2 separate regions of the Homo sapiens genome follow, and region 1 is linked to region 2. Evidence: read pairs that join two places in POLR2A ChIA-PET (ENCODE). Cell type or tissue: MCF 10A. All regions are shown on one strand. Links, peaks and the distances in the headings refer to the core of each region. The heading gives the core; the rest is flanking DNA. Region 1 has its middle 62 kb from the start of IL22RA2. Region 2 holds the start of IL20RA (interleukin 20 receptor subunit alpha).

Region 1 (16,515 bases), core at 6,243-11,242, 68 kb after region 2:
AACCTTTGTGGTAAACCAGAGCTTAGATGTTTATAGTAACTCTCCACTAAGAAATCCCCTGAGAACCCAGCCACCAAGAAGCCCCAGTTCCTCTAAAGAAAGACATGTCTCACTCTCAGAGAAGTTTCAGCTCTGCTTTTGGTGGTTAGTGCCTGCCCATTCTCAGGATGGTTCATGAAAGAGTCTTCTACTTAGTGCTGTGGAATAACCATCTGAAATTGTAAGCTGTGGGTAGATAGTACTGTGGTGTAATCACACATCTTCCTGTCACACTGGTGGGAAGGATCAAGGGTTCAGCATAGTTCAGCCATCCCTGTTATTCTCAAAACCAGTGTTCCCAAACTTCAGTCATTTGGCTATAATTTTCACAATGTTTCTAAATTCAAGTACAATATGTATTGTCGTTTTATCTAATATTTTTCACTTGCTCAACTTAAAAAAACTAAGAATATTTTCAAATTTTCAAAATAATTATGAAGATAGTACAGAGAGTTCTCATATATATACCCCACGCCTGGTTTCCCCTATTGTTAAAATCTTATATTAGTATAGTACATTTGTCATAAATAATGAACTAAATTAATTGATACATTATTGTTAACTAAAGTCCATGCTTTATTTAGTTTTTACTTAATGTCCTTTTTTTTCTTTTCTGTACCTGGATCCCATTTAGGGTACCACATTAAATTTATTCATCACATTGTATTTGGGTCCTATTCCAGACCTAACAAAAAGTGGACTGATGCAAAAGAATGACACTCTGGTTAAAGCTATTGCTGTGAGTATTAAAGCCCTTTGTCTCTGATCCAAGAGTCTCATGTCTTCTGCCAGCATCTAAGAAACACTGACAAGTCAATTAGTTAGTTTCCAGGTAGGGTAAAGGCTTAGATATCTTACAGTTCTTGAACTTTTTTGTTGCACAATTGAAGTATTCAAAAAGGGTAAAAAAAATCAAGTTTTTAAATATTTAAACTAATTCAATTAAAGTATAAAAGGCCACTTAAAAGTGATGGTTAAAAGTTGCCAGATTCATAAACAAAGTAATAAGGTTTATGAGTTGGACTTAAAAATTCAAGGAATAATGAGGAATTTAAATTTGTAATTTTAATAAATAAAGTATTAATTTAAGAAAATCACAGTATCCCCTTAGTAATTTTTCCTGTCTATAAAAGCCCCTATCAAGGATGCCACAAAACTCATCTAGATAAGCTTGGGTTGTCATATTGGAACTCATCATATAAATAAATTTACCCAAAATTGTTTATGACCATGAATGACAAAGCTTTACTGTGCTCAAGCACATTTGCATTTTAGAATAAGATAAACAGCTTTGTTCAAAGAATGAAAGTCTAATGGTGAAATTTTGCCGCCATTGCAGGGCTAGTGCCCCTCATGTCACATTATGAGGTTAGCTTCTTTTACAGATTCAAAGGATAAAACAAGGGCCCTCTACTTTGTCCCTGCTGAATTCTCGAGACCTAGAACAGGCACATAATTGATGCTTATTAAAGATGTACAAATTAATGATCAGATTTTAGCCAGGGCCAGATTTCAGTTTTAGAAACATCACTCTGGCTGTAATATGAAAGTTAGATGGAAGAGGTAACACTAGAGAGGAGACCAAGCAGGAAGTTGGTGGCAAACCCTGACAGTAGACACACGGCCATGGCTTCCAGGGTTTTGGACTAAAATCCTACCCTCTTCAGGAAATAACTAGTCTCATTCTGGAAAACATCTGTTGGCTTATTAGTGGTCTCTGAGGGAGGCTAAAAGCCTGACCCTGGGGTGCCCTGTGACCATGTGGCCCATACTTCTCATCATGAATGGGTCTTCTCTGGACCATTAAACCATGAAGCAGGAGGAGCATAGCAAGACTGGATCCAACCTTACAGCACAAATAAAACTGCAGGATGTCAAGGATCAATGGACAAGGTGACCTGTTCTGTGGACATGTGACCTACTCAGTTTCACACTCTGGCATTTTCTCAATGTGCTCGTGAGCAAATGTCTGTGCAGTAAGGTCAGGGGTCCCACATGGCTCAGAAGAATAGGCCTCCTCTCACTGAGGCTGACTTGGCTGCTGCAGGCCTGAGTGTCCCGTCAGTCAATGGCAGGAAGCAGCCCGTGAACATCTTGGAGGGGGCAGTGATTTGTCCTCAATGGGGGAGACACATCCAGATTTGGGTTTGCCTTCTGAGCCCATCATACTCATGTGACTTATTGAATGTCTTATTCACCAGGGTTTTTTACCAAAACACTGCTTCTGATTAAGAACTCAGTTGGCTTTGGGTCTGCTTACTTCCAGTCAGTACCTGGGCCACTGACCACTCTCAATGTTCTTTTCTGCACGTGGATATTCAGGCTGACCTATTTCCTGGCTTGTAGGTTTGACACACTTTTCTTTCCTGTTTGAATCGTAGGTACCTTGAAGCTATCTGAAAAAAAAAAAATTGGCTTGGGTAGAAAGGCAACACCCTGGATTTGTTCTTTGCCTGAGGCTTCCTCTCTGTGTGGCTGAGGAGTCTTAACAGGCCTTTGAGAAAGGGCGTGAGTACTGGTTTTATCACTTGCAGCTCTGGTTCAATTAAGTGCTATTATAAGCCTCTTTACGTATCAGTTGGCTTTTCAACCCTTAACAAGTCTCTTCTTTTTGGATGCTCTCTACTTTCTTCCAGCTCTGCTTGCAAACTTGTCAATTCTTGTCTTAGTTGATCACTTTTTTAAAAACCTGTTTATAGACAGCAAAGAGAAGCCAACACAGATTGACATTTGGATTCTTTCCAATAGCTTCATTTGAAGCAATAGGAGAAGCGATCTGCTTCTCCAGTTATTGTAGGTAATAGCTTTGCCAAATGTTTTTTGACAATAGAACAAGGGTGGTCAACATTTTAGCCTGAAATACCCACGTCCCCATCACCTGTGATTCTCTCATTGTACCAATGCCACATCTTAGGTTTCAGTTATGGCAGCACTATGCACATTTCTGTATTATTTAGGGCAAGTGCCCAGCTGCTGCAAAGAGAAGCCAAAATGCCCTGGTTTAAATAGGATAGATATTTATTTCTCTCACATATTACAGTGCAGTACAGTGCAGGTTCTGTTCCAGGAAATCATTCAGGGATGCATTTGAGTGAAGTCAAGCAATTGTCTTCAAATCATAGCTTCCACAGCTGCTAAAGACATAGAAAAAGGAAAGGTGATTTGAAAGTAAACATCTTTCAGAAGAGGAACTGGAAGATGAACATACCAATTTCATTCATTTCCATTTGGTGAGAACTCAGGTAATTGGCTACATTTAGCTGCAAAAAGTTTGAAAAAAGTCATCTTAAGTCGGGGCAGCCCCACCGAAGAAAAAGTGAGAATAGTTTTGGGGGGTTAACCAATATTATGGTCAGCATACTGGTCTACCTTATTCTTTATAGTGCTTATGTAGCATACGACTTAACAGATATACGGTAATTTTTCAACCATGTCCCTCTTGGAGGATTTTTAGATTGTTTCCAATATATTGCTATTATAATCCCTCTTTATACATAAATATTTGTGCCCTGTAATTTTATAATTTGTGTCCAAACTGCCCTCTGAAGTTGTATTATCCTATCCTCATACTAAGGGTGCTGGCTTCCCCATGGCTTCACAAAATTGCGTCTTATCTGACTTTTTAGTTTTTGCCAATTTATTAGGTAAAAGATGGTGTCTTGTTTTAGCTTGCATTTAAAAAATTATGTTTAGCATTTTTTCCTTCCTTTATAAAATCATTTTCTTTCTCCCTTCCTTCCCTTCCTTCCTTCCTTTTTCTTTTTCTTTCTTTCTTTTCATTCCTTCATTCCTTCCTTTTTTTTTTTTTTGAGAGAAGTCTCTCTCTTGTCCCCCAGGTTTGAGTGCAATGGCTTTTTCTCTGCTCACTGCAACCTCCACCTTCTGGGTTCAAATGATTCTCCTGCCTCTGCCTCCCAAGTAGCTGGGATTAAGGCGCCTGCCACCATGCCCAGCTAATTTTTGTATTTTTTAGTAGAGATGGTGTTTCACCATGTTGGCCAGGCTGATCTCGAACTCCCGACCTCAGATGATCCACCTGCTTTGGCCTCCCAAAGTGCTGGGATTACAGACGTGAGCCACTGCACCCGGTCCCTCCCTCCTTCCTCCCTCCTTTCCTTCCTTCCTTCCTTCCTTCCTTCCTTCCTTCCTTCCTTCCTTCCTTCCTTCCTTCCCTCCTTCTGTCTCTCTCTCTCTCTCTCTCATCTCTCTCTAGTTTTGGAACTGCCTATTCTAACCCTTTATAACTTTCCTGTTGAGTTTTTGGTAAGTTTTAAAAATAAATTTTAATGAGAATTTTATAGATGCATAACACTTTTCCAAGTATAGTATTCCTGGGTGTCACTGAACACCACAGGTGGGCAAACTACAGCTTGGAGGCCAAATCTGTCCTGTAAATGGCATTTTATTGGAACACAGTCATGCTCATTTGTTAACATATGGTCTATGGCTGCTTTTGCCCTACAACGGCTGAACTGAGTGGTTTTGACAAATATTATATGGCCTTGAGTCTAAAATATTTACTCTCTAATCTTTACACAGAAAAAGTTTGCTGATTCTTGCCCCAGACTCCATGAAAGAATCTCCAGTGTTGTGGGCTGTACACGTATATTTTGAAAAAAGCTTCTCAAGTTTCTAAAGTTTGAGAAGCATGTTTGGAAAAAAAAGTATCCAAAGTTTGAGAAACATGATTTAGTTAGTAGTAGAATACAGAAAGGCATACTTTCCCATCAGACTCCTTTTCACATCTTCTGCATTTCTTCCCCTTTTCTTTCCACATCTGACCACCCCAAACCAAAGTTTTAAGAGAAACATCTAGGGGGTTTCCAAGTTAGTATGGCTAGTAATAATCTGTCTTATTACTCAGGCATTGCAAAATTCCTTAGCTGTAGTAAAACTTTATAAACAGTAAAAATTTGGGGCAAAAGCAAAAAATGGACATTTCTCACATCTTGAAAAAGAAAACACAATTCTTCTCTTTAGAAAATAATATTGATATGCACAGTTGTACATGTGAGTGCCTAGACATGTATATATTAGCATAATGATGTGTGTGTATGTTTATGCATGACACACATGGAAACATATACATTGGAAGCACCGCTTTGGATCAAACTCATGATTCAGACAGTCCAGTATATTGTTTCTAGTACATGTCTCCAGCCACCCTCAAACCTGCCAAGACCAGCTCGGTTGGGGAGACCCTAACCCAACAGCGCTAGAGGAATTAAAGACACACACACAGAAATATAGAGGTGTAGAGTGGGAAATCAGGGGTCTCACAGCCTCCAGAGCTGAGAAGCTCAAACAGAGATTTACCCACTTATTTATTAACAGCAAGCCAGTGATAAGCATTGTTTCTATAGATTATAGAGTAACTAAAAGTATTCCTTATGGGAAACAAAGGGATGGGCTGAAATAAAGCGATGGGTTTGGCTAGTTATCTGCAGCAGGAGCATGTCCTTAAGGCACAGATCGCTCATGCTATTGTTTGTGGATTAAGAACGCCTTTAAGTGGTTTTCCACCCTGGGTAGGTCAGGTGTTCCTTGCCCTCATTCCGGTAAACCCACAACCTTCCAGCGTGGGTGTCATGGCCATCACGAACATGTCACAGTGCTGCAGAGATTTTGCTTATGGCCATTTTTTGGGCCAGTTTATGGCCAGATTTTGGGGGGCCTTTTCCCAACAAAACCTTTCACAAACAAGGAAATAACCACTTAAACATCTGAAGCTTTCGATGTCAATCTCAAAGTTACAGGATTAGTCTGAATGATCCTACTTTCCCTTAGTACTCCATTTGACTCTGTTATTTGTGACTTTATTAGATCCTCTTTAAAAGGTATTTATATATTATCCCTACTCTCATTCCACTCCAACAAAGTGCAATAGGGTTCTGCTCCTAAGGACAGAAAACACTCCAGGGGACGGCATGCAATTATTACTTAAGTCACTAAAGCAGCATTTATTTTCTGTGTTATTTTCTCTCTCATTGCAGGAAATGTTTCAATACCACCTGAATTTCAGGCAAATGCTCATATAAAGTTTTTTTCCCTAAATGTTAATAGATTTAATTTCCTAAATGATGAGGAAATTCTGTATTTGCTGCACTGATGGCCTAGAATCTTCTTATGTGTGAACTAGAATTTCAAACAGCTTCATAACTTAAAAGGTAGAATTGAAGCATACCAAAAACAATGTAAGCATTGCATATGTTCCTTTGGCTTGGAGTTTAGAATTGGTATTTCCTTTCAGATGGTGCATTTATTGCCAAAGATTCAAGGGACTATGTTTCATTTAATAGGTGCATTATGTTAGAAACAGTAATCTGGATCACAGAATTAATAGATTTTTCTAGAAATGGAAATATTATTATTATTCAGAAAAAGAAATTAGGTGCTTCATAAGATTTCTAGGCTCTTAGCAAATGAATTGTGGAATTTAATGGGCTGGCCATGGCCCCTCTGTTCTGAATATCTTATGTTAAGTTCACTGTGTGGGAATTCTATGTTCATGCCCAGTTTGAGCCATGTGCAGAGCTATAGATGATCCTGTATTAAGATGTCCTTTAAACACAATGCACACACTGAGATGTTTTGACTTAATAAAGTGAATATTAGTTAATGTGATGGTTAATTTCAGACATCAACCCAAAAGGGCTAAAGGATTCCCAGATAACTGGCAAAATATTATTTCTAGGTGTGTCTGTGAGGGTGTTTTGGGAATAGATTAACGTTTGAATCAGTGGACTGGGTAAAGAAGATCCACCCTCACCAACGTGGGCAGGTGTCATCCAATTCGTTGAGGGCCAGAATAGAACAAAAAGGTGGATGAAGGAAGGGGTTTCCTCTTTCTTGAGCTGGGACACCCATCTCTTCCTGCCCTTGGACATTGGAGCTTTTGGTTCTCAGACCTTCAGACTCTGGGACCCAGACTAGCAGCCTTTGACTGAGTTACACCATTGGCTTTTCTGGCCTTTAGAGTCACACATCATCAGCTTTCCTGATTCTCCAGCTAGCAGATGGCATATTGTGGGACTTCTCAGCCTCTGTAACTATGTGAGCCAATTCCCATAATGAATCTCCTTTTATATCTGTCTATCTATCTATCTATCTATCTATCTATCTATCTATCTATCTATCATCTATCTGTCTATCGTCTATCTATCTATCTTATTGGATTTGTTTCTCTGAAGAACTAGGACTAATACAGTTAACTTTTTTTTTGTTTTTTTGAGACAGAGTCTCGCTCTGCTGCCCAGAGTGGCACGATCTTGGCTCACTGCAAGCTCTGCCTCCCGGGTTCATGCCGTTCTCCTACCTCAGCCTCCCAAGTAGCTGGGACTACAGGCGCCCGCCACCATGCTCGGCTAATTTTTTTGTATTTTTAGTAGAGACGAGGTTTCACTGTGTTAGCCAGGATGGTCTCGATCTCTTGACCTTGTGATCTGCCCGCCTCAGCCTCCCAAAGTGCTGGGATTACAGGCGTGAGCCACTGCACTTGGCCCACAGTTAACATTTTTTTAATCTTCAAGGTTTTAAGATTGATATTCCTTATCCTATTCAATACAGATTTAGTTTACCTGTTCATTTCATCCTTAGGTTTCAATAACTTTTATTTCATCACTGATAACACCTCTTTTTCTTAGTGTCTCTCTTCACTCATGTTGATCATGTAGATCAAAGGCTGGTAAACTATTGAAAGTATAGCAGCAAAAGAAAAAATAAATACATTAGTCTACATCAAAATTAAAAACTTCTGTGCATCAAAAAACACAATCAACAAAGTGAAAAGTCAGTCCACAGAATGGGAGAAAATGTTTGTAAATCCTATATACGATAAATGGTTAATATTCCAAATATATAGAGAACTACAACTCAAAAACAAGAAAACCAAAAAACTTGATTAAAAAGTGGGCAAAGGACCTGTATAGACATTTCTCCAAAGAAGATGTAAAAATGATCAATAAGCACATGAAAATATGCTCAACATCATTAATATTTAGGGGAATGCAGATCAAAACCATATAACCCCTTATACCCATTAGGATGGCTACTATTAGAAAAAAACCCAAAATAACAAGTATTGGTGAGAATGTGGGAAATTGGAATGAAGCACTGTTAATGGAAGTGTAAAACGGTGCAGTCTCTATGGAAAACAGCATGGTGGTTCCTAAAAAAATTAAAAATAGAATTACCATATGATTCAGCAATGCCATTTCTGGGTATACACCCAAAAGAATTTAAAGCAGGGACTTGAAGAGAGATTTGTTCACCCATGTTCATAGCAGCATGATTTGTAATAGCCAAAAAATGGAAGTGACCCAAGTGTCCATCAACAGGTGAATAATTTGTAAAGCATGTTAGTGATTTCTTTCTTTGCTCCTGTAAGGCTATCTATCCATCCTGCACAATTCCTTGAGGAATTATCTGTCTAATCTACTTATCTATTGCTGCATAGCAAATTATCCCTAAAGGTAGCAATTTAAGACAACAAAGATTTGCTTTCTCATATAATTGAGAGTTGGGAATTTGGAACAGATTAGTTGGTACATGAAGTTGCATTCAAGCTGAGCTGGGGATACAGTCTTCTTAAGGCTTAACTGAGGCTGGAGGATATAAACAGAAACCCAAGCTCATTCAGGTGGTTGCTGGCAGAAGGCTTCAGTTCATCACATTATGGATTTCTCCATAAGGTTGCTCATGACATGGCAGCTGGTTTTACTTAGAGGAGTGATCTGAGAGATAAAGATTGGAGATAGAGATAGAAATAGAAGTATAGATATGTAGATATGCAGTAGTACCCTCTTAACTGGGTTTCGCTTTCTGTAATTTCAGTTACCACTGCCAATTGCAGGCCAAAACTCTTAAGTGAAAAATTTCAGAAATAAACCCTTTGTAAGTTTTCAGTTGCATGCCATTTTGAGTAGCATAATGAAATCTTGCACTGTCCTGCTTCATCCTGCTTGGAACATGAATCATTCTTGCGTCCAGTGGATTCACACTGTATGTGCTGCCCAGCCATGAGTCACTTAGTAGCTGGGTCAATTATCAGATGGCAAAAACATAGCGTATGTAGGGTTCTGTACTATCTGCAGTTTCAGGCATCCACCGAAGGTTTTCCACTGGGGAACAGATCCTCCGTGGATAGACGGGGTGGGGAATACTGTGTATAGTGTCTTTTATAACTCAGTCTCAAAAGTGACATGCTCTCATTTCTGCTATAATGGTCAGGTCTGATATAATACGGGAGGGGACTACACAGGGTGTGAATCGTAGGAGGCAGGGATTTTGGGGGCAGTCTTGGAATCTGGCTACCACACCTACTGACGCTTTGTGACCCCTCAAGTTTCAGCCCTCAGTAGCCTACCCTACAGCAAATTCCTCCCGGAGTCTTCCAGCTCCAGTAGCCCTCTTGTATTGAGTTCCTTCAAGACAGCTCATACCCAGCTACCAATTCGTCTCATGAGAAAATCGCTGTCTCTGCCATATTGAGTGGTAGAAACACAGACTTGTGCTCCTGCCTCAACTGTACCCTTGTGCTGCCATCACGAGCGGCTTTAGAAGAGTCTAGAAAATTCCCATTGTTTGTTTTCTTTAACTATTTTGCTATTATTTCCAGATAAGCATCATTATACTTGATTAAATAGACATAAAATATTACTGTTTTAAGAACATCACATCGGTGTTTTCTGTTGGTGTTTTCTTGCCTTTAATACTATTGATTGACTACCATTTGTTCAGTCTTTTCAGTTAAATAATTTTATGTGTGCAAGTGATGTGTTATGATCAGTAATTACTTCTTCATTTAATAAAGAATGTGAAGTTGCAGGGATTCTGTCTGAACTGATTAAGCTGTGCATTTGATAATATTTTTCTTGCTTATTTTCATTGTTTTCACCAGTAATTAAATTTTTATGAAAGATTTTAAAGTCTAGTTTCTCCCATTGTTTTCAGATTTTGAGTTTAAGCTAACCATTTCTTTGAAGATGTTCTTACATATCTTTTTCTTTTTACCTCCCCCATCTCCTTTTTTTAAATTTAAATTTTAAGTTCTGGGGTACATGTGCAGGATGTGCAGGTTTGTTTCATGGGTAAATGTGTGCCATGGTGGTTTGCTGTACCTATCAACCCATCCCCTAGGTATTAAGCCCAGCATGCATTAGCTATTTTTCCTAATGTTCTCCCTCCCTCCCACTACCCCACCTCCCCCAACAGGCCCCAGTGTGTGTTGTTCCCCTCCCTGTGTCCACGTGTTCTCATTGTTCAACTCCCATCCCCCACCCCTTTGATACATGTTTGATCAAGTCTATCATTACACAGATGAAAAAATTATATAAGATTTGTTTTATATTATGAAATCCAGATGATCAATTCCTACCATATTCTTGACTTGTAGTTATTCTCAATGATTTAGTATTAAAAAATATAATTGTGTTCAGACTGTTTGGATTTTAAATATATTTATATCTATCTATAATTAAAATAAATAATAAAGGGAAATATAAAAATTATAATTTCATTTTTAAAAAGTTATTTTTCACTAACGTATTTGGGATATCTTGTTAAAATAAAAGGTAAAATAAAATTAAATAATAAATTATATGTACAATTGGTGAGATTTTAGAATCAAGATGGTCTAAGCTGAAACAATGTTTTGTAATTTTAATTAAATCTTACTACATATATTAATGAAAATAACACAATTTATAATTATAGTGTTCCATCTTGCTTTAGTTGTCTAGATAAGTAATTGACATATTACATCTACACCTATTAGATATAGTTTTAAGAAAAAAATGAATTGTTCAATGTGGAAAAGTATTTCTTAGCTACTACTATGTGCAACTGCTGCACATCTCACACTAGTTTGTGAAAGCCTCTAAAACATGTTTTGGAGCATGAACAGAAGCAAGTAAATGGATGCTGCTGGAACGTGGTGCTTCATGATGCAAACATTTATTAGTTTAATGCTGTGAGGAAGGAACGATTTGGCAAATAGATTTTTCTTTTCTCTTTTTAAGCACTTCTACCTCGCAAGTCCTCATTGATGTCTGAAGCTGTCTCTCTGGCATACTCCATAGCAGAATCCATCACTCTATACCCTACTTTATTTCTAGACATAGGGTAAGAGATGTGAACTACAGTTATTCCTGTGGTATAACTGGTATTGGTCAAGAGAGCAGGTGTTTCGAGTTATGGGTTACACATGCCAGCACATTGGATGTGGTGTACAATATATGTTCAATGTATTTTTACTGAGTCAAATCATCTGTAGTAATTAGGTCACCTTAACTGAGACTGGATCTAGTGCTACTGAGGCCATGAGACTCAGAGCAGAAGGAGGTTGACAGATTGTTTAACTTCCTAGGAGCTTTAATGTTTGAAGAAAATATGTTCTTAATGGTTGTTTAATGTTCAATTAATAAATAATTTAAATTTATTAATCAATTGCCTTTTTTTTTTTTGAGACAGAGTCTCGCTCTTGTCACCCAGGCTGGAGTGCAGTGGTGCAATCTCAGCTTACTGCAGCCTCCGCCTCCTGGGTTCAAGTGATTCTCCTGCCTCAGCCTGTGGAGTAGCTGGGACTACAGGCATGTGCCACCACGCCTGGCTATTTTTTTGTAATTTTAGTAGACATGGGGTTTCACCATGTTGGCCAGGCTGGTCTTGAATTCCTGACCTCAGGTGATCCACCCACCTTAGCCTCCCATAATGCTGGAATTACAGTCGTGAGCCACCGTACCCTGCCAATCAATTGCCATTTTTAAAAAGGTGACATTTCCCTAAAGGATTACATGGCACTTACACAAGTAATAAAAAAAAGTCTTATGAGTTTTACCAATTAGATTCCACCAAATATTTAAACATTTATTAAACATTTAATTAAAGGCCTTTACATTTTAATTTAAATGAAGATTCATAAGTACTTTAAATCCCATAAGAAACACAAATGTATAAAACATTGCAAAGTTTACAAAACCAATTAAAGATGTTATACCAAAATGATTATGAGCAGAAGAGATAAAATATTACTTTTTGTTCTTATCCTGCACATTCCTAGGGTTTTATTTTTTACATTTTCTAGGGGTTTCAATAATCCTGCCAGCCATTGTTTTATTACTAGCTTATGATTTTTGTAACCCTACCGGACCCAAAGAAAAATGAAGGTTATTGCAGGATAGCTGACATTGCAGGTTCTTTGGTAGAAATCACAAGTTTTTGAGTGGCAACATCCAAGAAATTCAAACCCAAGTGTTGATAACAGGCTGAGTCTGTTTTATAAAAACGTACTCATTTCATTATGGAACTCGCAGGTCCTTGCCTTTTATGAAGATTCTCAGTTTTTGAGATGTGTCTTTCTTCAAATGGGGTATCCTTTAAGTTTTTGAGAATAGCTGTACATTTTGGTATATAGACATAGATTCCTGATATTTTAAAAATACAAGTGTTTATCATTAGTATTTTATTAAAATTAGTAGCTATAATTAGTAGAAATTTTCCTTCCCTAGAAAGTAGGAGATTGAGTTTTTCTGGGTAGTTTTCTTCTCTAGAACATTTGGTGAATATGTCCTTTTGGAAGCCTCCTGCGGCCTCTCTTTGTAATTGATCTTACTATGAGAACCCACATGTGCTGGGCCTTCCTCTCTCTGCCTGTTGTATAAAATCAGCAGAGCTGATCAGATCTTCCTGTTCTTGGCAGGGTTCCTACTTTTCTGGGATTGTTTGGTTCGCTCACATGTTTTTGTTCACCCTTTCCTGTTTACATAGGCAGAAACAAATACATATACAGTTTGAAATATATAGAGATGCTTAATTGAAGAACAAAATCTCCATATCACCTTTTCATATATTCATGATTTCTTCAATATTTTTATATTTGTATTTATATACATTTTTAAAATATTTTTATATTTTATATGTTATATATTTAAAAGTCATTAAAAATTAAAACCAATTCTTTTCATTTTATTATTACAACCAATTTTTTTCTGCATGTTATGCTGACTTTTCTCTTTTGAGCTTTGCTTTGAACTCATTCTCAAATTGGCATAACTTGGCTGACGGGAAGTAAGCTGCCTTCTACTTCAACCTTTTAGCTCTGCCCCGATTTTCTTATGACAAAAATAGTGTCGTAAGAAACATCTGGGTTTTTTCTTCCATACGGACTCATTGAAGAGTCCTGTAGCTTTGAATTGGAGATTAGTGTTAGAGACCTAAATCTGAGGGTTGGGATGCATCTGAGAATTGTGAACGGTGAGAACTGTCACTGCTACTATGGATTGAATGAAAGGTAATGATATTTTTGAGGTTATGGCTCCACATTAATCTTCCAAATTTATCCTTGTGCCATATCTCATTTTCATTACAGTAAATGATTTTTTGACCTACCAAGATATCCTTCAACAGGCCGGGCATGGTGGCTCATGCCTGTAATCCCATCACTTTGGGAGGCCAAGGCGGGCGGATCACCTGAGGTCAGGAGTTCGAGACCAGCCTGGCCAACATGGTGGAACTCCGTCTCTACTGAAAATACAAAAATTAGCCGGGCATGTTGGTGGGCACCTGTAATCCCAGCTACTCTGGAGGCTGAGGCAGGAGAATTGCTTGAACCCAGGAGTGGAGGTTGCAGTGAGCTGAGATCGTGCCACTGCACTCCAACCTGGGTGACAGAGCAAGACACCGTCTCAAAAAAAAAGAAAAAAAAATTAGCCAGGGACTACGTGCCTGTAGTCCCAGCTACTCAGGAGGCTGAGTCAGGAAAATTGCTGAACCTGGGAGGCGGAGGTTGAAGAGAGCTGAGATTGCCCCATTGCACTCCAGGCTGGGTGACAGAGCCAAAAAACAAATATCTTTCAACAGTGACAAAGCAGAGCTTAGTGAAGAGAGATAGTGCTTTTAGGGGATTAGTGAGATCCTCTAGCTGGATCATCCAGAGGAAAAGATTTATGTATGTATGTATGCGTGTTTGATGTGATATGTGTGTGTCATGTGGTATGTGGTCTGTGTGTAGTGTGTGTGTATGTGGTATGTGGTATGTGAGTGTATGGTGTAATGCATTGTGTGTGGTGGGTATATGTGTATGGTGTGTATGTGGTGTGGTATGTGGTGTGTGTGAAGTGTGTATGTAGTGTGTTTTCTGTGTGTGGTGTGTATGTAGTGTGATGTATATGTGGTGTATGGTGTGGTATGTGTTTGGGGGTTGTGTATGTGTTGTGTGTATGTTGTGTGTGCATGTGTTGGGATAAGAAGAGGGAGATTGGTTGAGACTTAAGCTAAGATGGGTATGGCATGCCCAAACAGTCTTGAAATTTTTGATATAAAGTTTTATTTTTTCCTATCTTTTGATGTTGATTGAATTAGGGTAGTGGTTAGTATTGCTTTTGAGTGTTGATTTTAGAAGCATTTTAGGTTGAGTCAAAGGGACAAACAGTATATCAGCATCACTCTTTTTTTGCCAGCTTTTTTTTTTTTGAAGCAAAAACAAAATTCCAATTCCTTAAGAAGAGCAAAACATGCACCCACATGACCACTGCTTTCAGAGAGAAAGTCTTGGTGGGGAGCTATGGTGACACTCATTTAAGTGACAATGAAGTTACTTACATACATTCAGAAATTTATACAAAGAGGGCTTTGTGCATGGAGACAGGCGGGCCAGGCACATCCTGGTAGTGCAACAAGCCCTTGGAAATCTGGGCACATCTTGTCTTTCTACTTTCACATCCTCCTGTATATAGGGGCTTTTGTCCTTATTCTTGTTGCCTCAGGGTTAAAAGATGCTTTCTGCACCTCACAAAATGCTTTCTGTCGACTCTACTATCAGGAACTAGGGGAAAGAGATGAGGGTGAAAGTTGTGGCAGTACCTATTTAATAACATAATTAAAGTATTCTTGAAAGTTCTACCCAGCACAAATGGTGGAAATAGAGGGAAGTGGATGGATTTAAGAAATATTTAGAAGGGAAAATTAATAACACTCGGAAATAATTAGATATGAAGGATGAGAGGGAGGTGCTAAGGATGATGTCAAGGTTTCTGGTTTGGGTACCTGGATTGGTGATGGTGCCATTCACTTAGAAAATTGTGGAAGGGGATTGGGTTTTGGGAGAAGATCATGTGTTTAGTTATGTTGAGCATGAGGTGCCTCCAAAACATCCAAAAGGAGATGTCCGGTAGACAATTAGATATAGTTGCTCTACTTTTTTCTTGCAATGAGAGTTCTTTTATTAGAAGCATTGTTGTGTGGTAAAGCATGATGGCCAATGAGACACTCAATAAGTCCACAGGTGCTGGCCCAAACAGAAACACGATGAGCTAGGATGGTAAACCCAAATCTGGATGTGTCTACCCCACTGGGCAGATCACTGTCCCCTCCAAGATATGCTAACATCCAAGCTGTTCACAGGCTGCTTCCTGCCATTGGTTGATGGGACACTCAGGCCTGCAGCAGCCAGGTCAGCCTCAGTGAGAGGAGGCCTGTGCTCTTCTGAGCCATGTGGGACCCCCATCCCTATTGCACAGACATTTGCTCACGAACACATTGAGAAAACACCAGGGTGTCTGGGAAAGAGACTGACTAGGTCACACGTCCACTGAGTGGGTCACCTTGTCCATTGATCCTTGACATCCTGCAGTCTTATTTGTGCTGTAAGATTGGATCCAGTCTTGCTATGCTCCTCCTGCTTCATGGCTTGATGGTCCAGAGAAGACCCATTCATGATGAGAAGTGTGGGCCACATGGTCCCAGGGGACCCCGAGGTCAGGCTTTCAGCCTCCCTCAAGGGGAGTAATAAGACAGTAGACATTTTCCAGAATGAGACTAGTTATTTGCTGAAGAGGGTGGGATTTTAGTCCAAAACCTTGGAAGCCGTGGCTGTGTGTCTACTGTCAGGGTTTGCCACCGACTTCCTGCTTGGTCTCCTCTCTAGTGTTACCTCCTCTATCTAACTTTCATATTACAGCCAGAGTAATGTTTCTAAAACTGAAATCTGGCCCTGGCTAAAATCTGATCAATAATTTATTCAATCGCAATCCTTCAACACATATTTAACAAGCACCAATTATGTGTTGGTTTCAGGTCTTGAGGATTCAGCAGAGACCAAGATAAAAAGCACTGGCGAAAACTGAGGTGGAAATTAAAGAAAAAAAATTAAAAAGAAAAAGAAATAAGCTTTCCTGTATTAGGCTGACTTATCCCAGGGGCAGCAACAGGCACAGCCCAGACCCAGGAAAAGCCTCGATAAACACTATCTGGGAAGCCAGGGCTCAAAGGAATGTGCTCTGGAGACTCTCCCAGCACTCCCTCAACCTTGGGAGGAGAAAAACAAATTTTCCTTTCTCTTATGGTATGAGTTTATAGATTCCTGTTCTCTGTAACTAGTAACTTCAAATATTCTGTTTTATCTAAGTGGTACAGTGAAGGTCCTGAGCTGTCTGAGCAGGCCTGAACTACAGCTCCCTGGGCACCATAGCAAAGGTTATG
Region 2 (15,076 bases), core at 1-5,000:
TGATACTCCAGCAAGGTCTATAGTTTAGTGAGTAGCACTATACCAGTGTTAATTTCCTGGTCTGAACATTGTACAATGGTTACATAAGATGTTTTAATTGGGAGAAACCAGGTGAGAGGGATATGGGAATTCTTTGTGCTATTTCTGAAACTTCTCTGCAAGTCCCAAATTAGTTCAAAATTAAAAGTTAAAAAAAGAAAATAATTCTGCAAGTTTAATTAGTTCACTAGAATCATTTATGTCCCTGTGTATGTGTGTGTGTGAGTGAAGTATGTCCTGGAATAACTTCTCAGTGAAATAAAATACGGAATGCTGCCATGTTTGTATCAAAGAAGAGACATTTTGACTAATACTCTCACTCCATTAAGTCATTCTAATAAGCATAGTTGTTGTTTGGTATTTAGACTGCAATCTAAAGCTCCAAAACTCAAGTTTATTTGTTAATAGACATCATAAGCTATACTTTTTTCCTCTTTGGGGATTTAGGGAAGACCCTGTTATTTTTTTTTAAATATATATATATATATACTGTAAGTTCTGGAATACATGTGCAGAACATGCAGGTTTCTTACATAGGTATACATGTGCCATGGTGGTTTGTTGCACTCATCAATCTGTCATCTACATTAGGTATTTCTCCTAACGCTATCCCTCCCCTAGCCCCCACCCCCCGACAGGCTCTGGTGTGTGATGTTCCCCTCCCTGTGTCCATGTGTTTTCATTGTTGAACTCCCTAGGGAAGACCTTCTTGAGGGAAGCACATTGGCAGGAGAGGCCAAAGTCTGAGCAGGAGTTAGCTGGGAATAGAGTGGCACAGCAGCATTCTAGCAGAGGGGCTGCCAGTATGAATCTCCAGTAGGAACTTCCAGAGGAACTGCCAGTATGAGTGAGATGGGAAACACTTTGGCTTGTCTGGGAAGTAGAAAAAGGCCAGGATAGCAGGAATTAGGTGGTGTGAGATAAGGCTGGAGAGACAGGCAGGAGTTGGCCACACAGGATCTTGTAGAACTGAGAATGATTCCAGGAACAGTAGAAGCCTCTGAAGGGCTTTGAGCAGAGGAGGCAGATGACCTGAGAAGTCACCATCTCCCATTCTATCTTAGTGACTTTAAATGCCTGTTTATATTATGCTAATCATGGTTCTTTATCGTTCCTGAGAACAGGATATGGGAATGGCCAATAGGGCGGAGTTTGATAAGCCATAAGGATAAACTTCACTGTGAAATTCTGTCCCTGGAGGGGTCCAAGAGTGAATGACAGCGTGTTGCACCTGCCTTGAGGGAGCCGCATAGACATTTTGAATTCCATTACAACTTTATCTGAAATGAAATACCAAGATTTCCCTACAAGGTTCATGACATGCTGAGTTTTTTTTTTCCTCTTTGGATGTTTTGGTATTTTACAGCCTGATATGGCACTGAGCTGTGAGACGAAAATTTTTAGAAGTTTAAAAAATGAGAGCATTAAAGCATTAATCTACCTGAGAGTGGCAAAGTCATAGAACCTTAGTAAGCCCACGTTGTACAGAAGACATTGTAGATAATCCTTCAATTACGAGCAGGTAGTATCCAGGTAACTACATACATCTTCTAAGGTGGTCTTCCCAGCAGTCCTTAGACCTTAGCCCAAAGACCCAGGAGAGGACGGGAATACCCTAAGAAGAGCTAAGAAAGTAGTATCAAGGTCTCTTGGGTCAGAAAAGATTTCTTACTGTTTTGTTTTGTAAATTTTATTTTGAAGTCAAGAACATTACTACCTGGTAATGTCAGCACCCAACAATTTTATTTCTCTCTCTCACTTTCTTTGTTTTTGGTTTTTTCCCCAAAGACAGGGTCTCACCCTTGGCCAGACTGGAGTGCAGTGGCGTGATCATAACTCACTGCAGTCTGGAACTCCTGGGCACACGGAGTAGCTAGGACTACAGGTTTTTGCCACCACGTCTGGCTAGTTTTTTATTTTTATTTTTTTAATGTTTAGTATAGACAGGGGTCTCCGTATGTTGCCCAGGCTGGTCTGAAACTCCTGACCTCAAGCCATCCTCCTGCCTATGTCTCTGTCTCTCAAAGTGTTAGGATTACAGGTGTGAGCCACAGCGCCCAGCTTCTCTCTTCGATTAAAAATAAAAACAAATTTCTGTCTGTTAGTTGAAGGCTCAATATTTGCACGTCAGTCGTTTCTTCCCATTCAGTCTACCCGGGAATATTAAAAGGAAAAATAACTATAATTTCTGATAAATTTAAAAGATAAAATATTTTATGTATAATAGCTATCGTTCAAAATCTCTCCAAGATCTGTGTGCATACTTTTCTTATTGTTGTAACTATATTGAATTTAACTTTTTCTTTAACTACCAAGGACTCCAGATTCACCGTCAACTTTCTTCCTGCATTCACTCTTACTGTTCAGTTCTGGGTTAAAAGACAGCGGGGCCTGAACGAAGTGTCTACAAAGCACAGTATTTGGAGAAGCTTTGTTGTTGTTTTTTAAAATAATTTTTTTAAAAAGGGATCCCGGATATCTTTTTTGTTTTTTTAAAAAATCTTTTTCTCATGTACGAGAAATACAGGGAAAAAAAGCAATCAGGTTAATGAATCATTCTGGTTTACTGGATTCCAATTGGTAGAGAATTTAAACTTAAAAACCAAACAAAACGAAAGAGCTCTTCAGTTACCTTATGTCGTAAACGAGTTAAAAGTTTTGTTATTTCTGAAAAATCAAAGAGCACTATCTGTACATGGTCATAACTGCAAAGGAAACAACGGCGTACCCAGGACAGGGGGAGCTTACTTTAAGAAGCTGCGTCTTTCTGGATCATGTTCCTTCGGGGCTGACCCTTTCGGGGAGTTTGGCTTTTAAAGCGCGGATCTCGCGACGCGCGGCTTGCAGGACTGCGGGGCCCGGCGGCCGAGACGCGGCATCCACAGGGGCCCCTCCGCGCGGCCGCGGCGGTGGTGGCGGGAACCTGGGACTGGCCGGCGAGGGGCCCCGCATGGTAACCGTCCCCGACCGCAAGTCATAGGCTGTGGGCACCGCGCAGAGCGCACCCCCCACCGAACTCCCCCCACCCCACCTCAATTCTCGAGACCGAAAGTGCGGAGCGCGGAGTCCTGCAAACTTGACCCCGAGCCAAGGTGCGCGAGGCGACGGCGAGTGTCCCCCGGGCTCCCTGCAGCCCCGGGGCTGGAAGCTCCGGCCTCCGCGCACCTCGTCCTCTGCCCGCCCGAAAGCGAAACCTGGCCGGCGGGCAGGAGGGGAGAGCTCGGCCTCGAGCTCTGCCTGGCGGGGCCCCGGCCTGGAGGCATCCCCGACCCGCACCTGGCGGCGCGACCCACCTACCTGCCCGTCCCCAAGGCGCCGCCAGGAGCAACAGCAGCAGCGGCGGCAGCGGCAGCGGCCGCAGGGCCGGGCGGCCGGGAGCCCGCATGGGCGGCGGGGCTGGGTCACATGTCGGGGGGCAGCAGACTGCTCAGTCCCACGCCCGCTGGGGCCAAGCGCGGCCGCGCGGCCTCAGCTCCGCGCCTGGGGCTCTGCGTGCCACGCTCCAGGCGACCTGAGTCCCAGGGCGCCTCCGCCACAGCCGCGTCCCCCAGGCTTCCCCAGAAACCAAGGGCGAGCGACTCGCGGAGCCCCCACGCGCGCTCCCCCGGCTACCCAGCTGGATGGCAGCGCGAGGGCAGTTCTCGCGGATTTATAGTCCCCAGCCACTCGGCTGTCAGTCCTGAGAGTCTGAGAGTTTCCACCTCTCGGGGTTCATGCCCAGACCAACCAGGTCACTAGGCAGGTAAAACCTCCTTCTGGTAATGAGCGAGGCGAGTGCATTGCAAAGAGATTCTGGTATTCAGGCCGGTCTGATGGTCAGTTAAAGTTCAATATCGGAAGACGGATGAAATAGAGCGTTATTTCTCGATATACAGTTAGGCACTCAGCCGTAGATCTTACAGTCATGCATCATTTAAGATGACAGGATTACCTCCTGAGAAATGTCTTAGGCGAGTTTCTTGTGTGAACATCTTAGAGTGTACTCACACCTATATGGTATAGCCTCTTACACGCCTACGCTATATGGTACAGGCTGTTGTTTGCTCCTAGGCTACAAACCTGTACGGCAAGTGACCATACTGAATACTGCAAGCAATTGTAACACAATGGTAAATATTTGTGTATCTAAACATGTCTGAACGTAGAAAAGGTACAGCAAAAGTACAGTATGAAAGATTTTAAAAATGGTACACCTGTATAGGGCACTTTCCATGAATGGAGCTTGCAGGACTGGAAGTCGCTCTGGCTGAGTCTGTGAGTGGTGAGTCAATGTGAAGGCCTAGGACATCACTGTGTACTACTATAGGCTGTATAAACACTGTATTACACTTAGGCTATGCTAAATTTATTAAAAAATTATTTCTTCAATAATAATAAATTAACCTTAGCTTACTATGATTTTTTACTTTCTACTTTTAAATCTTTTAAACTTTATTTATTTATTTATTTTTGAGATGGAGCATTGCTCTGTAGCCCAGGCTGGAGTGCAGTGGTGCGATCTCGGCTCACTGCAACCTCTGCCTTCCGGTTTTGATGATTGTCCTGTCTCACCCTCCAGAGTAGCTGGGATTACATGTGTGTGCCCCCACGCCCGGCTAATTTGTTTGTATTTTTAGTACAGACTGGGTTTCGCCATGTTGGCCAGGCCGGTCTCGAGCTCCTGACCTCCGGTGATCTACCCTCCTTGGCCTCCCAAAGTGCTGGGATTACAGGCGTGAACCACGACACCCGACCTAAACTTTTTGACTTGTAATAACGTTTGACTTAAAACACAAACACATTGTGCAGCAGTATGAAAATATTTTTTCTTTGTATTCTTTCTATAAGCTTTTTCTATTTTTAAATTTTTCTTTTTCTTTATTTTTTCTTTACTTTTTAAACTTTTTTGTTATAAACTAAGGCACAACCACACACATTAGCCTAGGCCTGCACAGGGTCAGGATTGTCAGTGCCACTGATGCCACCTCACATCCTGTCCTCCTGGAAGGTCTTTAGAGACAATAGGAATTTTTTCAGCTCTATTATAATCGTATGAGACCACCTTTGTATATGCAGTCTGTCACTGACTGAAAAGTTGTTATTTGATTTCATTCAACTCTCACAACCTGCAGTTAGGTCCTGGCCCTTTTTTCAGATGAGGCAAGGGAAACTCAGAAAGTCTAGGAATCATCATGAAGTCCCCCAAACCTGTGAGTGGCCTGTGACCAGTGGTGTGTGGACTTCCACACAAGGCGGTGGGTCCTAGGTTCCATGCTCTTTATAATGGGAGGGGGGAAGGGTGCAATTAAGAGGTGAGTCTTGAAATACTATATGAAAAATCTGAGAGAGGCTCTCAGCTTTGTACCTTTCTAGGTGGTTCTAAAGGTTGGGCACAGCCTGAAGATAGATACACGATTTACCTCAGATGTGTTCCATCTCTTTTGCCCTTAAATGTCTGTTTTCAAATGCTCCAATAAAGGGAAACGACACTCAAATTAGAGCAACTATTGTTTTCTTTTTCTTTTTCTTTTTCTTTTTAAAGGGGGTCTTCAGTATTAAAAAAGATCTTTTTTGGTGAGGAGGGAGTAAGGAGATAGAAGATGGGGCAGGATTTTCTGAGTCGCCTAAGTATGCTACTTTTTCCTTCCTGAAAGACTTGGAAACAGAGGAGGAATCTGGGTCAGAGGGCCCCTTAGGCTGGGATGTTAGCTTCGTGGTGCTGACGTGAGGCCTCTTCAAACCACTTTTCTTGTTTGTTAGCTGGTTCTTTTCCTTTCCACCAAAAGGGGCCCTGAAGGAATCCTGAAAGCTGGATGAGGAAAGAAGGGACTTGCTTCCTATTTGTTTGCTGTTCTTGTCACTAAGGCCCCACAGTGCCTCTTTACCCTGGCAGGGACAGCTAGTTCTAGGAGCAATTGTTTCTAGTTCCCAGCTTCTTCCTGTACTCCCAGAATCAGCTTCACTGCATCTCCTGAGAAATACCAGCACTGAGTAGGCTATGCCCCATTCTCAGAGGTCTGAGTCCCAGTTTCCTGGAGGCTTCGCTTCTGGGATCTGAACCCCACGTCTGCCCTGTGTTCCTTTAACCCTGACGGTGGTAGTTGCTTCTAGTAGTCACTCTGTCTCTTTCAATCTCAGTATTCCTGCTTTACTTTTTTAGTACTCCAACATCTGTTTAACCAATTCCTTACAGCAAATTCTTTCTGTTGAAATAACTAGTGTGGTTTCTGTTTTCCCAACTGGACTCTTATTGATTCCATTGTAATCCCAGAACGTTTTAGGAAGGACTCTGTGTGATCAGTACATTATCAATATTATCTTGAGTTGCTGTTGTTCTTACTTTTTGATTATAAATTGTATTAGTTTACTTTCATCATTATCATCTTAAGTCTTGTGGGTTAAATAGGGTAAATATTTGCTACAAAAGTGTTTGGGGCCAATCATTTTTGGATATCTAAATTTTGTATGCATTTCTATTCAAATATGAATCGTTCAGACCCTTCAAGAGGCTAAAGCAGACCTATACAAAGCCTTCCCTTATCTCCTAAGTCTTCTGAACTTGAACAGTGACATTTCATTATTTCACCAAGTTTTTCCTCCAGCTGGAAAGTGGGAACGGGGTAGGGGATGGAGTAACTGCGACTTGGAGTTTCTTCCCCCATGAGTGGGCTGTCAATTGTCTGAGAACAAACAGTTTTCTGCATGCCTCTCGTCCCCTCTCTCCTTTCCTCTTCAAGTTCCCCTTGGCACTTGTCAGAAGGCAGTCAAAATTTTACCTCTAAGGCTTGTCTTTTACGTGTTCACAAACTCACCACTCTGTCCTCAGAATGGCTAGGGTTCTACAGGATGAGTGTGACCTGAGAACTTGCCATGTATTCAGTTGATGTTTCCCATGCATTGAAATAAAGAGTGGAGTCAGTTTTTCTTTTGTTTGCATCTGTGACCCAGAACTCACCTTAGTGAGTTTCCTTAGTATCTTCAAATCTAACCTCTTACCCCCCTCTGCTAACTTTGGGAAGCAGCAGTCTTGGTTCCTCCCCATCTAAGCCTCCCAGGCAATATAATCTTCAGTGTGTTCTTCAGAGACTTTTGAAATGATGTTTTCGAATTGAGGTTTTCTTCTACTTCTCAACTTTGCAACTCCTCTTGCCATGATTTACCACATTGAGATCTTAATTTTGTGGAACCTGATGTATAGGATTTCCAGGCTTCCCGATGAAAAAGGCCATAAACCACTACTCCTTACCTCCCACCCCAAACACTAATACCACAGGCAAAAAATAATTTTTTTCTATCCTAGTTTAATTACTAAATAGTTTCCAAGGATAATACATACTAATAATACGAAGTTACTGAATTCTTTCTTTGAGTCAGATCCTACCTAAGAAATTTAAATTTCCTAACTACCTCCTTCAATCCTTACAACAATTCTGAGAGTTAGTTACATTACCCCAAGTTTCAAAACAAGGAGACAGACTTGGACAGGTCATTCGTTTAATAAGCAACAGAAACTGGAAACTGAATGCTGGTTCATCTATTTTCAAAGTTTGTGCTTTTAATAATTTCCTTATATGCCTCTTACACTTGAGAAAATGTTATGATTTACCTTTTATAATTAGGTCTACAATACATTGAGCTAATTTTTGTATATGAGGAAAGAGTAAAGATTAATTTTTTTCCATATAGATATCTTACTGGTTTTTGAGGTCTGAACTGTAAAACAGCATGAATATAATTGCTAAAGGCCTAATATTCAGCATATGTAATGAATTGCTTCAAACAAATTAAAAACAAAATAAAAAGACAATCTAATATTGAGTTTATATAGGTTACACACCACTTAGTTGCCACTGTCTTCTTCTGAGAGAGGAAGAAAAACCCTAGCTCCCTAATGTCAACAGATTTCTTGGAAAGTAAATTAATTCTCTCAGGAAGGCAAAGGGGAAAGTACCTACCCTGGAATATAAACATTTGGCTATGGTGGGGAGATAAATTTTATTACTCTCTGAATGAGACCAGATGGCTCCAGATCTAACACCCTTGCAATGTGAGGAGCAAATGATTCTGTGGAAGAGGAGACAGTCTATGGCATGCCAATTTTCTTTGCTCAGGGAGACAAACCATCCAGAAACGTGAAAATATTCATGTTTCCCTGACGTCTCATTATTTGAATATACTCCATTTGATTGCCCATTCTCCGGTTGATAGACATTTGGGTTGTTTCATTATTGAGTTGTAGGTGTCCTTTATGTATTCTGGGTACAAGTTCTTTGTCAGATATGTGCGTTGCGAATATTTTTGCCCACTTCATCACTTGCCTTTTCATTTTTACAATGATGTCTGCAAGAGCAAAAGTTTTTAATATTGATACAGTCAAGTTTTTCACTTTTTTTCGTTATGATTGTGGTGTCTCGTCTAAGAAGTCTTTGTGTATCCCAAGGTTGAAAGAAAGATGGCTTTTCCTAGAAATGTTATAGTTTTAGCTTTTATAATTAGGTCTGCAATACATTGAGCTAATTTTTGTATATGGTATGAGAAAAGAGTAGAGATTTTTTTTCCAAATAGATGTCTTACTGTTTTTGTACTATTTGTTAAAAAGACTTTCGTTCCACATTAAATTGCTTTAGCCATTATTGTTGAAAATCTATTGAAGATATATGTATTGGGTCATTTTTAGATGTCTACTCTTTGGTCTGTTTGTCCATTTTGCATCAATACCATGTTTTAACAAAAGGAGCTTTTTAGTTTTTTAATGTTGTACTTGTATACCGAAAAGTTTCAAAGGCAGTAGTGCAGAGTTTCTGTACACTCCTCACACAGTTGCATCACCGTGGTAAATTTTTAAAACTAAGAAACTTCCATTTCCATTGGCACATTACTGTTAAGCAAACTTTAGATTTTATTTAGATTTCTCTAGTTTTTCTTCTTCTTCTTTTTTTTTTTTGTTTTGAGATGGCGTCTTACTCTGTCACCTAGGCTGGAGTGCAGTGGCATCATCTCTTGCTCACTGTAGCCTCTGTCTCCAGGGTTCATGTGATTCTCCTGCCTCAGCCTTCCAAGTAGCTGGGATTACAGGCACCCACCACCATGCTCAGCTAATTTTTGTATTTTAGTAGAGATGGGGGATTTCACCATGTTGGCTAGGCTGGTCTTGAACTCTTGATCTCAAGTGATCCACCTGTTGCAGCCTCCCCAGGTGAACCACCACAACTGGCCTGGATTTCTCTAGTTTTTCTCTTTTTGTTCCAGGATCCAATCCAGAGTACCATGCTACATCTAGTCGGCATGTCTTCTCAGTCTTTGGTCTGATAGTTTCTCAGGTTTTCCTTTTTTTTTAATGACCTTGACAGTCTTGAGGCGTATTGGCCAGATGTCCTATAGAATGTGCCCCAGTCTGGGTTTGTTTGATGTTTTTTCTCATGATTAGACTGAAGTTAATGGTTTCTTAAAAAAGTATCACAGAGGTGAAGTGCTTTTTTTAATCATATCATATCAAGAGTATATGACATCACATGACATTGATAATGATGTTAACCTTCATCACTTGCTTAAGGAAGTGTTTGCCAGGTTTCTGTACTGTAAAGGTATTGTTTTACGTTTTCCTACTCTGTATTTTAGAAGACAGTCATTAAGTCTAACCTACCCTTGGGGAGGGACAGTGGTGGTGGCCAAAATTAAGCTCCCCCTTCTGAAGGGAGGAAATAACTTTGTATGTTATTTGGAAATCTTCTGCAAGGAAGATCTGTCCCTTCTCTTCTCCCTATTTACTTATTGATTTATTTAAATCATTTATTTAAATTAATATGGACTCAAATGTATTTATTTTATACTTTGGGTTATAGTCCAATGCTACATTCTTTATTTTCTTGCTCAAATTGTTCCAGCTTTTGCCATTGTGAGCTCTTTCAGGTTGACACCTGTGTTGCCTTGATACACCCCCATCCTGTTTTGATTTGTCCTGAGCACTTCCTTACTTTCTGGTAATGTAAGAGACTCCAGCCTCGTCTTGAATTTATCTCTGCTAGCCTTAAAACCAGCTATTTTTCCATGGAACCCTGGTTTATTTTATTGGAGAATGGTATTCCATTGTTTGGAAATTGCAGAATATGAAGGTACTCTGTGTGTGTGTGTGTTTGTGTGTGTGTGTGTGTGTGTGACAGAGAGAGAGAGAGAGAGAAAGAGAGAAAGTTTCTGTGTGCTTTAATCTGGAGGAAACCAAGGAGAAACAATTTCTTAAAAGATGGGTCATTTTTATATAGACAGGTATATATATATGGCTGAAAGCAAAGAAACTTACTCTTTTCTTGATGCCTAAAGAATAGAGGAAGAGTCAAATAACTACAGAAATGGCCCCTTCAGTTTACCCAAATTCCAAATAAGCATTTATCTGGCCCCCAAGTGAGAGTTCAAACAGTGACAGACTCTTCATCTCTCCATCCTTTAATGAACAAATGGAGGATGGGTTATGGGCCAACTGATGGCCTAATGTTGAGGAAACTGCACGGCTCTGGTGTCATATATGGATTAATTCTCAATTCCACTCTATCCAAACAGTGTGGCCTTGGTCTCTGTGTTAGACACTATGATGCACCACCCAGACCCCACTTCAAAGACGGATTTGTTGTCCAAGCTCCTGGGAGTGCTAATATTAGAAGCCTCCAGCTGTCAGCCTTTTCAAGGACTCTCTGAGTGGCTGGGAACTGACTCACCCAAGGTCAGGTCCCTTTCCAAGGCTCAGTTCCAATGACTAATCAGATATGGGACAATGAAGACCTAGTCATCTTGGTCCAACTTGGGGCAATTCTGTCCATTCTAAGTCCAGAGCTCCTTTGGCCAAGGCTGTTGCTGAACCTTCCTCACAGCTCACCTGCATCCACTCTTGCTTCCTTTTCCTCCCTCCAGCAGGTGTTTATCACAAGGGCCCTCCCCAGTAACACCGTACATACTAAAGTCTACCTCAGAGTCTGCTTCCTGGGGAATACACCTGTGATGGCCTCTGTGAACTTCACTGACATCCACCCCCACCCCCAGCCCTATCCCCAGGCAGCCACAGACTACCTTTATAATAAACAATCAGTGGCATCTGGATTTTCTCCCTAGGTTCCTCTTGCTGTAACAATCCCCTACACATTAGAGTTCTTCAGTTTTGTCTTTTTATTCACTTTTCTTCTCACTCTACAATATTTCCATGGGTGATTTCAATTTTTTTTTTTGGTGGGGGTGGGTACAATGTCTGTGGCACAGGCTGGAGTGCAGTGGCACAATCATACCTCACAGCAGCGTTGAACTCCTGGGCTCATGCAGTCCTCCCACCTCAACCTCCCGAGTAGCCAGGACTACAGGTCTGTGCCACCACGCCTGGCTAACTTTTAAATTTTATTTTTATGTTTGTAGAGACGAGTCTTGCTATGTTGCCCAGGCTGGTCTTGAACTCCTGGCCTCAAGTGGTCCTCCTGCCTCGGCTCCCAAAGTGTTGGGATTACAGGTATGAGGCATTGCACCAGGCCAATTTCAGTTTTCAATCTCCAATCTAGGCCTCTTTGTTGAGCTCTAGAAATCCCTCTCTTAATTCCCCAGCTCTACTTGTAAGTCCTATGTACCTAAATTTCAACTTGTTCCAAGCTGAACTCATCTGTACAGTGTCTATATTTTCTGTTACCCAAGTGAAAAGTCTGGGAGTTCTCCAAGACTTCTGTGGCTCTACTCAAGCATTATATCCTTCCATCTTCATCTTCAGTATATTTCTTGCATTATTTCCAGTGTTTCTCGTGGCTCCTTTGTGCCACTGTTATATGTATTCTGTATATATCACACAGTTCTGATAATGTCAAAAATATGTATCAGTTATATATGTATTTATAGCACTATATTGAAGTGGTTACATATATGGCTATTAGACTGTGAACTTCTTGAGGGCAAGAACTATGCCTTGTTCTCTCTCTCTTTTTTTTTTGAGATGGAGTCTTGCTGTTGTTGTCCAGGCTGGAGTGCAATGGCGTGATCTTGGCTCGCTGCAACCTTTGCCTTCCAGGTTCAAGTGATTCTCCTGACTCAGCCTTCAGAGTAGCTGGGATTATAGGTGCCCATGCCTATACCTGGCTAATTTTTTTGTATTTTTAGTAGAAACAGGGTTTCACCATGTTGGCCAGGCTGGTCTTGAACTCCTGATCTTAGGTGATCTGCCCTCCTCAGCCTCGCAAAGTGCTGGGATTACAGGCGTGAGCCATGGCGCCCGGCCTTGTTCTTTTTTATATCTCCAGTGTCTAGTGTAATGCTGGGAATGTAGTACATTCCCGATGAATTTTGTTAAAACAAATAAAACTTCTCTGAAGTTTTTTTCTATATATTTTAAGCTGCAAATCCAAAGGGTCTGTTTCTTAACCAGCATGTATATGCACCCACACAGAAAATACACACACATCTATGTGCAGACACACTCCCTTTCTGAAATCCTCACATCTCCATTTCAGTGTTCAACTATCCTGTACAGGATATGAAATAACTTGGAAAGGGACAAATTAGCTATTATTTGAAAGTCAGAGTCATATCTTGTTTATCATCCATATATTCTAACTTTTCTTCTTCTTTCATCAGTTGTTTTCTTATTCTGTGTATTGAATTAATATGAGCTAAACCTAAGAGAGATTTGCATAAAAAGGATTTATACATTTAAAGTGAAATGTAAAGTTTCGGTGTTAGTTTTGATAATTCAGTTAAGTACTTCTTTATTTACTTAGTATACCAAGGCATGGTTATTCAAATATTCAAATATATCAATCATGTATAACTATACCACTGCACAGTAATGTAAGTACTCAATGAATTAATACATTTAAAAATCAAGGTTGTAAATTCTTTGTTTTCTTTTTAATTTTTAAAAAAAGTTTTGTAAAGCTGACAATTCTTTCTAAAGAAAGAATAGGTTTAATTCCATTCCTATCACAATCCTAGCAAGATTATCTTTTAGACATAGACGAACTTATTCATAAAATGTACGTGGAAAGGCATCTTAAAAATGTCCTGGGCCCAGATGGCTTCACTGGTGAATTCTACCAAACATTTAAAGAGGAATGACTATCGGTCTCTCATAGACACTTGGAAAAATGAAGAGAACACTTCTTAACTCATTCTAAGTGGCCAGTGTTACTCTAATACCAAAACCAGACACAGATATAATAATAAAATGAAACTACACATCAATATTCCTTACGGATATAGACACAAACATCCTCAACAAAATACTAGCAAACTGAATCCACCAACATATAGAAAAGATTATATATTATGATTAAGTGGGATTTAGCTGAGCAATGCAAAGTTAGTTTAATATCCCAAAATCAATTAATATAATATACCATATCAACAGAACAAAGGACAAAAACCACAGACATGATTGTCTCCATAGATTTAGAAAAAGCATTTGAAAAAGTCTAGCACCCCTTCATAATACTCAAGAAACTAAAAATAAAATGGATTCTTCAACCTGATAAATGGCATGTGTGAAGAAACAGCTAAGATCACAATTAGTAGTGAAAGACTGAATGCTTTCCCTATAAAATGAAGATAAGATGAGATGTCCACACTCAACCCTTCTGTTTAGTATTGTACTGGAGGTTTCAGACAGGGCAATTCAGCAGGAAAAATAAATAAAAGGCATGAAAAGGAAGAAGTAAAACTATCTCTATTCACAGATGACATACTCTTAGATGTAGATCATGTATATGGAAAATCTGGAGGGACCCATTAAGAAACTATTAGAACTAATGAATGAGTTCAGCAAAGTTGAAAGATACAAGATCAGTATACAAAAACCAATTGTTCTTTTACATGGTTGCAACAAACAATGAGAAAATGAATGCAATTCCACTCAAAATATAGTATCAAAAACTATAAAATGCTGAGGAATAAATTTAGTAAAAGAAGCACAAACTTATACTACAAAAACTAAAAACCATTGCTGAAGGAAATTAAAGAAGATCTAAATAAATGGAAAGAATTCAATGCTTATAAGTTGGAAGATTTAATATTGATAATATGGTAATACTCCCCAAATTGATCTACAGATTCAATGCAATCATTAACAAAATACCAGCTGGTTTCTTTGCAGATATTGACAAGTTAATCTTAAAGTTCATATAGAAATTTAAGGGAGCTAGAATAGTCAAAATAATCTTAAAGAGCAAAGTTGGAGGACTCAAGTTTCCTGATTCAAAACTTACTACCAAGCTAATGTTGCAGTGACATAAGGACAGACATATACATCAATGACATATAATGAGAGTTTCAAAAGAATAATAATTTATGGTCAATTGACTTTTGACAAGGGCACCAACACAATTCAATGGAAAAAGGGTAGTCTTTTCAACAAATGATGCAGAACACTGTATATCCATGGCCAAAGAGTAAAATTCTTTGAACTTTGTCTCATAAACTATATGCAAAAATTAACTCAAAATAGATCAAAGACCTAGTGTAAGAGCTGAAGTTATAAAACCCCTAGAAGAAAATATAAGATAAACTTCATGACCTTGAGTAGGAAAATGGTTTCTTAAATATGACAGAAAAATCACAAGCAATTAAAGAGAACTAGGTAAATTGTACTTATCAAAATTTAAAACATAGGTAAATCGTACTTATCAAAATTAAAAATTATTGCACTTCAAAGAACACCACCAAAACAGTGAAAAGACACCAAATGAATGACAGAAAATATTTGGAAATCGTATGTCTAATGAGACTTGATTCTAAAATATATAAATAACTCTTATAGCTTGATAATGAAATGACAAATAACTCAAGTAAAAAATGGGCACAGGGCTTGACAAGACATTTCTCCAAAGAAGATCTACAAATGGCTAATAAGCACAGGAGAAGAAGCTTGACATCATTACTCATCAGGAAAATGCAGTTTAAAACCACAGTGAAACCCACACTTCATACCCATGAGGGTAAAAGTGCCATATTATAATAACAAAGACAACAATATTGTCAAGGATGTAGAGAAATCAAAGCCTTCATACACTGCTGGTGAGCCTATAAAATGAGTCAGCCACTTTGG

Evidence for each region. Peaks named below come from ENCODE experiments on the same cell type or tissue, not always from the same donor. Only the 100,000 strongest peaks of a DNase experiment are listed, where the experiment ranks them.
Region 1: POLR2A ChIA-PET joins it to region 2 with 5 read pairs; 2 of 35 experiments call an interaction of 5 or more read pairs at or near these places.

The regions. Positions count from the first base shown.
Region 1 is chr6:137,103,133-137,119,647 of GRCh38, forward strand. No RefSeq gene overlaps it. Among named protein-coding and RNA genes, the nearest start is that of IL22RA2, 62 kb to the right of the region's middle. RefSeq lists an enhancer at 2,989-3,048. In MCF 10A, for the core only: no CTCF peak of the experiment used is centred there; a DNase peak (open chromatin) is centred at 9,029.
Region 2 is chr6:137,041,305-137,056,380 of GRCh38, forward strand. It overlaps IL20RA (interleukin 20 receptor subunit alpha), which reads right to left and starts at 3,661. Exons shown (of 7, transcript NM_014432.4): 1 at 3,337-3,661. The coding sequence starts at 3,424. RefSeq lists silencers at 3,154-3,203, 3,274-3,383, 3,414-3,473. In MCF 10A, for the core only: no CTCF peak of the experiment used is centred there; a DNase peak (open chromatin) is centred at 2,837.